Regions from separate parts of the Homo sapiens genome. Here all the other regions are linked to region 3. A link is a contact called in ENCODE Hi-C or POLR2A ChIA-PET data. All regions are on one chromosome and are shown on one strand. The core of a region is the stretch at or near the end of the contact, and the rest is flanking DNA. Distances in the headings are between cores, read along the strand shown. Region 1 holds the start of QTMAN (queuosine-tRNA mannosyltransferase). Region 2 holds the start of ARL6IP6 (ARF like GTPase 6 interacting protein 6). Region 3 holds the start of KIF5C (kinesin family member 5C).

Region 1 (3,572 bases), core at 970-3,469, 4.5 Mb before region 3:
GTAGCCCAGGACTAATAAGCTATATACCATATAGCCTAGGTGTGAAGTAGGCTATACCATGTAGGTTTGTGTGAGTACATTCTATGATGCTCCCACAAGTACACATTTCTCAGAACATACCTGTCATTAAATGACACATGACTAAACCACGGTTTATATACACCATAACTCTAAGACTCTTAAAATACCAATCTGCTGGAAGTGACGTAGGCTATCCGAATCAAAAATATGAATCGATTCTTGAAGCGCAAGATAATTGCTAATTCAAAAACACTGGAAAGTAATGTTTAAACTCACAGAATGTAAATACTTCCTAACTATGTACAATTCATGGCATTTTAATCTAATGGGTCCAAATCATAAATTAAGGAAAAAAATTTCATTTAATTACTTGGCTTTTTAAGATACCATAATCAAACAAACTTTAGTACCATAATCAAACAAACTTTAGTACAAGAGGTCTGAATTACCTAGTTAAGTGTTTAGTTAATGAAGACTACTAGTTCTATTCAGCTCCTGCTAAATCTCATCAAGAAACTGTCTTCGATTCTTAATTTCTCTATAAAATAATGGGATTGGATTATACTGTTAATGTTCCTTAAACATCGAAAATTCTGTATTTCTGTGATGCATAAGATTAAAATGCCAACACAATTTTCAAATCAAGACTAAAGAAGCCATCTTAACCTTTGCAAACTGGTGATGTTAAAAAATTTACTATTTCCTACCTTATTGCAAGTATCATGCTTCAGATTTTACCTATTCATTGTTTTCAAGCATGTCAAAGAAAGTTTCGTGATTCAAGAGGTACTCCTCTAATCCTCAATACTAAAACTGTTTCATTAAATACAGTACAGGACCCTAAGGAAAATGTATACCAAAAGGGAGTGGGAGCCGAGAAGAATCTAATCCAAGTCAGACCTGGAACGCACTAATTAAAATTCAATATTTCACTTGGTATGTGGGTTCCTACATGAAACTCCTGTCATGGTTAAAGCTTAAGGTTAAACACGTTAATAGAAGCCAATAGAATGGCTCTATTGAATTGTACTGAACTTCTTTTTCAGCAGCTCCTTTACCTAACCACTATTTTAAGCTTTAAAATCAACTTCAGGGGTAGGCACCAAATAACCAAGTGAGCCACGGCAGCCGGGGCTGCAAACTGAAATCCATCTCGTATGGAAAATCATCATCAACTCACGTTTTCCATTTCAAACTGCGATACAGGTGGAAGAAAAGCTGTAAAAGCCTTCTCTTTGAAACTCCCATCACACGGCCTCAAGGCATTAACTTAAGAATCTCAAGATAACCTAAAGCAGCACAGTTGTCAGAAGACTCTAAAAGTTGTATGTGCGAGAGAAGGCAAAAAAACTACTTCGGGACTAAAGGTTAAATTTCGCTGCTGCATTCCCAAGACTTAAATTCAGAGAATCTTTCCACCTGGACAGAATGGGATTGTCTGGATCCCGATGAAAATGGGAAGTTATGTGCTTAATCCTCAGACGAGGGATTCCGGGGTGGGGGGCACAGTGAGGGTCTTCACACTCGGCTGGCAGAGAGGAGTGGGGCGCTGGGGAGGTCTGGTAACTGAGGGCGACTAGGAGCCAGAAGCGAAGCTTTCCGTCAGGAAGGCCTGGGGCTCGCACTGCAAGGGGCCAAGCGCCGGGCAGCCTGGTGGTCGGCGAAGCACCCCAGCCAACTCAGGCCAACCCGGACGCCCGGCCTCCCTTCTCCCGCGCGAGGGCGACGTGCCCCCACCCGTCCTCTCAGCCTGCGCGAGGAAGAAGCGGAGCGCCGGGCCGCAGAAAACCAGCACGCACGACATGTAGGCACCAAAAAAACGCAATTCGAACACGACCAGTTTGCAGAAGGCACAAAATGCCACGGCGTGACGCCCCATTCCGAGCGCGGTGCGGACGGCGGCGCAGGGAGCGCAGCGCGTGCGCCCGGGAAGCGCGCGGCTCTCAGCTCCGCCTCCCCCACACCCCCCGCCCCCGGCTCCCCGCGCCGCAGCCGCCGCTGCTGCCCCTCTGGGATCTCCGCGCAGCGCGGCCCCGCGAGGCGGGCGCCGGGGAGGGGAGGGGAGGGGCCGCGCTCCCCGCCTCCCCGCTGGCCCGCGCGGCTCCCCAGCCCGGAGCCTACTCACCTCCTCCTCCTCCTCCTCCTTGTCTCTCCCTCCTGGCCACCGGCGCGGCCCAGCCGGCGACGCGCTGACGCCGTGCCCCTCCCCCGCGGCCGCCGCGGATGCCGCCGCCCCTCCCGGCCCGCGGCCGCCTCGGCCTCCGGGCGCGTCAGGCGCTGGTCCCGCCCCTCGGCCCGCCCGCGCAATCGAGGCTCCGCCTCTCTGCGCCGCCCGGACTCCGCTGGCGCGAGGTCCCTGAGTCAGCGGCGCTCCCGCCCGCGCGAATCGCTCCGCCCCAGCCCGCGGGCTCGGCTCCTCGCACCTGCCCACTGTCCCCCGGCCTCGCACTGCTCCCCACCTCCCTGTGCGCCCTTTCCCATCTCGTCAGCACCCTGTCCGCCCTTTCAGCTTTTTCGTACTCTTTCCCCAACCTCCTAGTCCTGTTCTAAGCTCGCATAGTCACCTTCTCTTTCCTTCTGGAAGGTCTGTGCTGTTCATTAGGTCGACCTCGGATTCCCCGTGCAGTTTTCCAGCCGGCCCGTTGCATCTCCTTTCCTGGTCCACTCCCCGGCCTACTAGAGCCTCAGGGCCCCTGTGCGGGTTCCTGGCTCCCTTGCCGACACCTCTACCTGCTCTGCAGCCCGGAGCTCCTCCACAGCTGCTTTGCCAATGCCTCTTAATATCCCTCCTTCTGGACCTCCTCGATTCCCTCCTGGCAAGGCTCATGCTTTCCTTTATCTCCATTTTTCCCGTCCTTTCGGTTCTGACTACTCCACACACTTCTGATGCAGTTTGAGTATTCAATAATTGCATATTCGCGGTCCCATTTACACGAGGAGAGTCACATTGAGTAATTAAAAATCACAAAGCAAAGCGACAGCAGTGGAGACCATCATTTGACTTGCATAGTTCCATCTATATTTTCCTTATGCAATAATATTCTCATTGCCACTTGAATTTCAAGGAATGGGATTTTCTGTTGGGGCTTAAAATTCACAAATGTTGGATGTTTTTTCGCTGCGACCTAATTTCACTTTAGCTCTTTTATTTATAGAATACATAGTAGAAAGAGTACCAGGAAGTCCCAGGTGTTCTTGACTGTAAAGTGAGGAATGTGTCCCTTCGTTAAATTCCTTTATGAAGTAAAGGATCCTTTCTAAAGTAAAGGTTTTTGTATCTGGAAGGAGGTTGTAGGTTAAATGACTCTGGTGAAGGCAAAACATGCAAATATAACTGGATGTCTGGTTTATTAAGTAACTTCATTTTTAAAACTGCAACTCGGAAGAGTTAGGCTGTGATGTGGAAATGAATTAGGAAACATACCAAAATAAAGGAAATCGATTAGGTCTTTGTACTTATATCCACAAGTTGCTTTAAGTTATGTGAGTAAACATTCTTATCCTTAAATTGAAGCGTCGAAACTATCTTCCGTTCCAAACAAAATCCAGCT
Region 2 (2,928 bases), core at 157-2,656, 3.8 Mb after region 3:
CCCACTGATCCCTTACCGAGGGCCGTCTCCTCAGGAAGCCGTCAGCAGAGACCCAAGAGCCGGAGCAGAGGCTTGAGCCGGACAATCTCCGCTCCCCGTCCCCAGGACCCTGCGAGGGAGGATGGCTCTCCATTTCACTCACCATGAGGCCTCCACGCTCAGCTCCCGTCCCCGGCCTCATCGTCGGGCTCAGACTGCTCCGCCGGCGGCCACTGCCGCTACACATACCAACAAGAAGCGATCTGAGTGGCTGGCGCCCACTGGGGCTAAAGGTTAAAGGCTGCCCTGCGCTACGGGGCGGGATCAGCGGGGCCAACAGGCTGACGGGCTTCCCCGCTGTCCAATCAGAATGCGCCGCCGACACGCAGCTCTGCGGCGATTCGCCCCCAGCCTCAGCCTCACTCGGCGTCGCCTGCATGGGGGGGGGGGAGGAGGAGGACGGAGGAAGTTTCTGCGCCGAGTCCTCCGTCGGGAAAACTCTACCAACTTCCCCAGGGGAAGGGAAGACAACAGTGTCCCAGCTTCCCGAGCTTAGACCGCCTCACCCCGTAGGGGGTGGGGCAGTGGGGGTCTGCCACCTTCACCCTCCCCGCCCGAGTTACGTACGCCCCACAAACCTGAGGCCGCCAGGGGTAGGGTGGAGGGGGCGGGGGTAAGCAGCCTGTAGTGTTAGCGGTGGCTGGGACCGAATGCGCGCGCGCGGTGCTCGAGGCGGAGGGGAGGAGGCGGGGAAGGCGAAAGGAGGGGTTCGGAGGAGAGGGTTCGATCTCCGTACGCACCAGGTGGAGAGCGCGCGCCTGGGGAAGGAGGCGTGTCGAGTAGCGGGAGGGAAGTTGTAGTACGGGTGGGGAGAACCACACTAAAGGGAGATGGGGGTGAGCAGTTAAGGAACCGCGAGAGCGCCAGGTAGAGAGGTGCCCTTAATGGGGGAACCTGGAGAAGAGTGTGAGCGTAGTGGGGAAGAAGGGAGAAGACAAATAGGTTCGGGAATGTGTCTCCGAGGGCGCGAGCGGGCGCTAGGACCCGGCGTCGAAAAGATGAGGCTTTGGGGCTGTCGGGGCGCGCGCTCCCGTTGGTGACGCGGGGGTGGCGGAGGTCTCCGGCCGGGACGAAGCCCCGCAGGGAGTGGATACTCGACAGCCTTCGGCCTCCGCTCGCTTCTCCCTGCGCGCTTTCCTGCTCCCCTTTCCGGCTACAGCCCTGGGGTCGAGCTCTGGTCGAAGCGCATTCCGCCTCTCCTTTGGCCCTGCGGCTTCCTTTGCAACCCGCCGCCCACCCTTGCTCTCCGTGGTTTACCCCTGGGCTCTGAGGCCTGGTGGTAGCGGCCACTGCCGCGGATTGGCTGTTGCGGACCCGGGGCGGGGCAGGTGGGAGAGGCTCGTTCTCCGCGGGTTTCGTTGTGTTTCGCGCCATGTCGTTTGCTGAGAGCGGGTGGCGGTCGGCTCTGCGGCGCCGCGGTCCCGGCACCCCGGGCCCTGTGGCTCGGCCATCGTATTCCTCCTTTACTCAGGGGGACAGCTGGGGTGAAGGCGAAGTCGACGAGGAGGAGGGATGCGACCAAGTGGCCCGCGACCTGCGGGCGGAGTTCTCGGCTGGGGCGTGGTCAGAGCCCAGAAAGCGCTCGGTGCTCCCGCCGGACGGGAACGGGTCGCCCGTTCTGCCCGATAAGCGCAATGGTATCTTTCCCGCGGCCGCGGGCAGCAGAGCCCAGCCTCGGCGGTGGCCGGTCCAGGTCCTCTCTATTCTCTGCTCGCTGCTCTTCGCCATTCTTCTCGCCTTCCTCCTCGCCATCGCCTACTTGATCGTTAAAGGTATTGAAGCCGACGCCTTGAAAGTCTGTCCAGAGTAAAGTTGAGCCAGGGTGTGGCTCTCGTCTCCACCCATCTCCCTTTCCCTCGCGCTAAGCCCTCAGGCTGGCAGCTGCTTTCACCCAGAGTCCTCATTTGCATCTTACTTTGCTCTCCCGCCCTTTGCCTTTTCTAAGTGGAGCGTCCTGATCCATGATCAGGAGACGTATTTTTAAAAAGGATCGTTTGATTAAATGGGTACTCTTGAAGAAATATCTTCAAGTCCTTGAACACTGGGGATGAAATATTGTGAAGATTAAACAAAATGCGAAACACCCACCATTAAAAGGAGACAGTGAAAAGTGCATATAATTAAAATAGGCCATGTTCAATGGCCTTCATCCACAAATAAAGATGTGCTGTCCACCAATTCCTCTACACAGAATCTTGAGGGACAAAGATTTTCATCGCATAGTCCAAATTTCTTCTTTTATAGGTAAAATAATTAGCCTCTCAGTTTTTAAGTTTGTATCCAGGTGTAGTGCACGGAGTTCTGTTGCAGAAAGTATAGTCCACTCGTCCTCTAATAATTTTGTTTTTCTGTCTGAAGTTGAAATATTGGCCGGTTGAAGTTTATTGCAAGGCATACGGTTGTATAATTTAGTTGGCTAGTGTATATTATAGTGGAAAGAAGCAGAGTTAAGTTTAAATTTCCATTCTCACTAGTTTGTGACCTTTGCCAAGTTACTGAAAAAAAAAAAAAAAAAAAAAAAACAAAAGAACTTTGTTGTATGAAAAGCACCCAAAACATTGTCACTGAAGTGTTATTTTTGTACTTCATTAAATATAATTAAATCTATTTAACTCCAGTTTTTATTTGTCCTCATTGCTTCCCAGCGTTTAGTGGGCTACAGATGGCATGGCATCTAAAACCTTACAATGCTTGATTTTCATACAGAAGACACTTTGGCCAGTTGATGTGGGTTTTACCTCTTCATAAAATGGTAAACTGAATGTGCATAAAATGCAAGCTGTCAGTCTTAAATGATTGGCTGCCAATGTTTCATTTATCATTCCCCTCCCCACTTTTTTGCCCTTTTTTGCAATTCTGATAGTTTTGTCTCCTAGGTGGTTTATTTCT
Region 3 (3,475 bases), core at 405-2,904:
TGAGAACTTCATCCTCTGTACTCCCACTAGTTTCTAAGCTGCCTGAGGGCGATGACTTATTTTGCAACCTCCCTTCAAATGAGAGGCCCTACGTTATCTCCCTTGAAAAGGGTTCACTTAATAAATCTAAGTTTACAGAGTGACAGCAAATGCCATTTGCTCAGTTAATAGCTGATGAATGAACAGATGAACGAATGAATGATGACTGAACACAGTGACACACAGATACGTCTCTGTCCACTTGAGATAATCCTGACCTCCTCAGATAAACCAGTGTATGCAAGGTTCTGGGCATCTTCTGGTGGGCTCAGGGAAACTGAGAATTGGATTGTCCTCTCTAGTATATTATGAAGTTGATCATTTAAGATGATGGGTCTCTGAGCCAGAGCCTGAGAATTACTTAATTTAAAAACAGATGAGAAGGTGGCACCTGGGTCTTTTTAATCTACTTCCACTGCACATGAGGAGATGAAATAGAACTGGTACTACTTACAAGGGTTTATAAAAGTTGATTTTAGTAGGTCTGTCCTCTCAGCTAGGCAGAGAACACTTGTATTTTCAGGTATTACCCGAATTTAAGCAACAGATGTGTTCCTAAAATTAACTAACTTATTTGTTTTATGATCATTTGTTCAGCACCCAATAACATCTAACTTTCAAGAGCTTATCCTATATACATGTCAGGCACCGTGCTAGGTGCTTTAAAAGCATCTGTCTTTTAATTCCCCCAGAAATCACAAGATGATATTATTCCAATGACAGAGATGAGGAAACTGAGTCTTAAGGAAATTAAGACTTCTTAATTTCCTCCGCTCTTAATTTCCTCCGCCTGTTGGTCATACATCTAATAAGTGGCTGAGGTGGGATTCACACTCATGCATTGCTTCTTCCTAGGGTAGAATCCTTATTCAGTATGCTGCCCACTATGTGCTAGATGCTACAGACACAAAGATATCAAGCAGATATCACCACCCAAGTGCAGTGCTAGAGACAGGCACAGCAGATTAGGGGAACATCAAGGAGGGCCACCAACTCTTTATAGGTGTTTAGTGAGCTGGGAAAGTCTGAGGAAGGAGGGTTGAGCTAGGTCTTAGAGGAAAAGGAAGTTCTGGAAAAATAGAGTGGACACTCAGTTGTTCTGCCAGCCCGGCACCATGTCTGGGAATACCATCCCTCTTCTTTTGGGAACCTTCCCACCAAGGGATTCCTCCATAATCTTACAAAATCCCTGATTCTGGTTGATTGGTTTAGCACTAGATGCCAACCTAAACCAAGGCCAATCAAACCCAAACTCTGAACAGACATCCATCCTTATCTAGTGGTAGAAGTTGAAGGATGAAACCCAGGGGCTATTGGGAGCTGTTTCCCAAGTGATTTTCTTTTGGGATCAGGATGATCCAGACCCAGTTATCTAGAGATTTTAACCGGAAATATTGGATATGACCTCCATCCGGTTCCGGCTTGGGCAGCCAGACCGGACTTGCAGGCTCTTGGAGGTCGCATCCTGTCCTTCCCCCGGCAGGTAGAGTGACTACAAGTCCCGGGATGCGCAGCGCTCGGAGTCGGGCGGGGGCCGGGCGGACCTCTACGGTGACGTCACCGTCCCGGGGCGGGCCAGGGGAGGGCGGGGCGGAGGGGCGGGTCTCAAGGCGGCAGAGCGCGCTGGTGCTGATGCAGGATGGCTGAGCGCGCAGGAGCCCGGGAGGTCTGAGCCGGGCGAGGCTCGCTCCCTGCGCATCGCCTCCTCCGCCCGCCGCGTGGTCGCGGGCAGGTGGGCCGGGGGGCGCTGGGCAGGGGCGGGGCAGGGCCAGGGCAGGCCGGTCTGCAGCCGGAGGGGCCGGAGCGGAGAAGCTGCCCACCTTCCCGGGCTCGGAGCGGCCGGGGCTGCTCAGCCGGCCGGGCTCGCGATGACCTGCTGAGAAGCGTCGTCGGAGGCTGCAGGAGGCGGCCTAGCTGTGGGCGGTGCAGCTCGCGGCCTCCTCCCTCGTCGTTCCCGGCCCCGGCCCCCCACCCATCCCCGTGCCCCCTCCCTACCGCCGGCCGAGATGGCGGATCCAGCCGAATGCAGCATCAAAGTGATGTGCCGGTTCCGGCCCCTCAACGAAGCGGAGATCCTCCGCGGGGACAAATTCATCCCCAAATTTAAAGGCGATGAGACCGTGGTGATCGGGGTAAGTGGCTGGGGCGTCTGCCTTCCCTGCTGCTCCGCGCCGCAGCTGGGCGCCCCGACGCCCCAGACGCAGCGGAGGTGTTTAGGCCGCCCCCTCGGACATTCCCGCGGGGCTGGCCTCTCGGGTGGACCTGACCAGAGACCCCTCGCCCCGCGCACTATGGTTCCCTCCCGGGCGGGTGGAGAGGCGGCCGGGAGCGGCGGGCCGGGCGGGGGTGGCGGGGGTGGGGATGGGGGGCGAAGACGGGCTCGGCGCCGCCATTGTTCGCCGGGTGGGGGCCCGGGTGGGCCCATTGTTCCCCACGCTCGCCTCGCCGCGTGGGTAGTGTGTTCGGGTGACCCTCAAGCCGGGTGCCCAGGCCCCCTTTAAAGTGTGAGCTCTGCAACCCGCAAATGCTTCTGGGCATCAATCAATTCGATTTACCAAACGCCTTGCCTCTTCTTCTCACGACCCTAGCAAAAAAGAAAGAAAAAGGGGTACAGGAAAATTTCTAGTCGCGTCTCGGAGCTCCCGCGGCAGTGTAGACGCGGCTCCCCGCGGTGTTACACCTGGCTCCGCGCGCGGAAGGCGGAGGGTTGGGGGAGTACTGGTGGCCTCGGTGTCCCCTGGAGGCCTGGTGTGTCTCCCGCTTCCTCTCACGCCTGGCTGCCCTGGATGTGGAGTCCCGGCTTGATCCCTCCCCTCTGGGATGACCTCCCTCCCATGTCTGCAGACCCTCTGATGCGCCTCACGCTGGGTGGAGAGGAGGCTGTGTCCACATCTGTGGGGCGAGGGGGCTCAGAGCGCAGTAGCCCCCTGTGCCAAGAGCAGAAGTTACTTCGTGCGGCTCGGACCCCCCTCCCTCTCTATCTCCCTTCCCCACCTTTTCTCCCCCACCCCCTCCCCCTACTTAGCTCCCTCTCTGCAGCTGGGGCTGCTGGTAGGGGGAGGGAACACCAATGGATTGTAGTTCTTAAAGGAATCTGTCAGATGAAACAAACCAGCTCGGTCCCCCGCCCCTTCCCCGCCCGCTGTCCGTAGCGTGTGTGGCTGATGGTGCCCCCTTTGTATGCGAGCCGCGTGGGGAGGGACCGAGTTAATGGGAGCCTCCCGGTCCCCGCTGACACGTTCCTGGCAGCCTGCTCCAGGCTGCTGATGCAGCCTTCCCGTCCCCAGCATTGATTAAGTGATGTCATCCTGATCACTGAGCATGCTCCGACTAACCCCCTCCTCCCCTTCCTCCAGTGGCTGGTGTATTTAGGTCAAGTGATTGACAGGTGACAGTTTACCGAGGGTATTGCAGGAGTCCGCCTGGCCTTTCTCAA

What was found. Hi-C counts contacts between places; a loop is a spot of excess contacts on that map. ChIA-PET counts read pairs that join two places held with the same protein, here RNA polymerase II (POLR2A). Pooled maps may share reads with other maps.
Region 1: a loop to region 3 is called in a map of naive thymus-derived CD4-positive, alpha-beta T cell, with 7 times the contacts of the local background. The contact joins the promoter of QTMAN here to the promoter of KIF5C in region 3. A Hi-C loop is called at or near these places in 1 of 168 maps with a recorded cell type or tissue (naive thymus-derived CD4-positive, alpha-beta T cell) and 4 of 50 pooled maps. POLR2A ChIA-PET finds 5 or more read pairs at or near these places in 1 of 52 experiments (activated T-cell).
Region 2: a loop to region 3 is called in a map of B cell, with 19 times the contacts of the local background. The contact joins the promoter of ARL6IP6 here to the promoter of KIF5C in region 3. A Hi-C loop is called at or near these places in 6 of 168 maps with a recorded cell type or tissue (B cell, CD4-positive, alpha-beta memory T cell, CD8-positive, alpha-beta T cell and 1 more) and 9 of 50 pooled maps.

Annotation. Positions count from the first base shown.
Region 1 is chr2:144,330,293-144,333,864 of GRCh38, forward strand. QTMAN (queuosine-tRNA mannosyltransferase) reads right to left here and starts at 2,220. Exons shown (of 12, transcript NM_001376312.2): 1 at 2,147-2,220. RefSeq lists a silencer at 1,895-2,494 and an enhancer at 2,276-2,853.
Region 2 is chr2:152,717,214-152,720,141 of GRCh38, forward strand. ARL6IP6 (ARF like GTPase 6 interacting protein 6) reads left to right here and starts at 1,407. Exons shown (of 4, transcript NM_152522.7): 1 at 1,407-1,811. The coding sequence starts at 1,412. PRPF40A (pre-mRNA processing factor 40A) reads right to left here and starts at 248. Exons shown (of 26, transcript NM_001365597.4): 1 at 17-248. The coding sequence starts at 226. RefSeq lists enhancers at 1-247, 796-1,501, 968-1,037, 1,058-1,147, 1,378-1,577 and 2 more and a silencer at 648-747.
Region 3 is chr2:148,873,573-148,877,047 of GRCh38, forward strand. It overlaps KIF5C (kinesin family member 5C), which reads left to right and starts at 1,655. Exons shown (of 26, transcript NM_004522.3): 1 at 1,655-2,171. The coding sequence starts at 2,046. KIF5C-AS1 (KIF5C antisense RNA 1) reads right to left here. Exons shown (of 4, transcript XR_001739733.2): 3 at 3,440-3,475; 4 at 1-2,623. RefSeq lists a silencer at 1,479-1,948 and enhancers at 2,321-2,899, 2,900-3,475.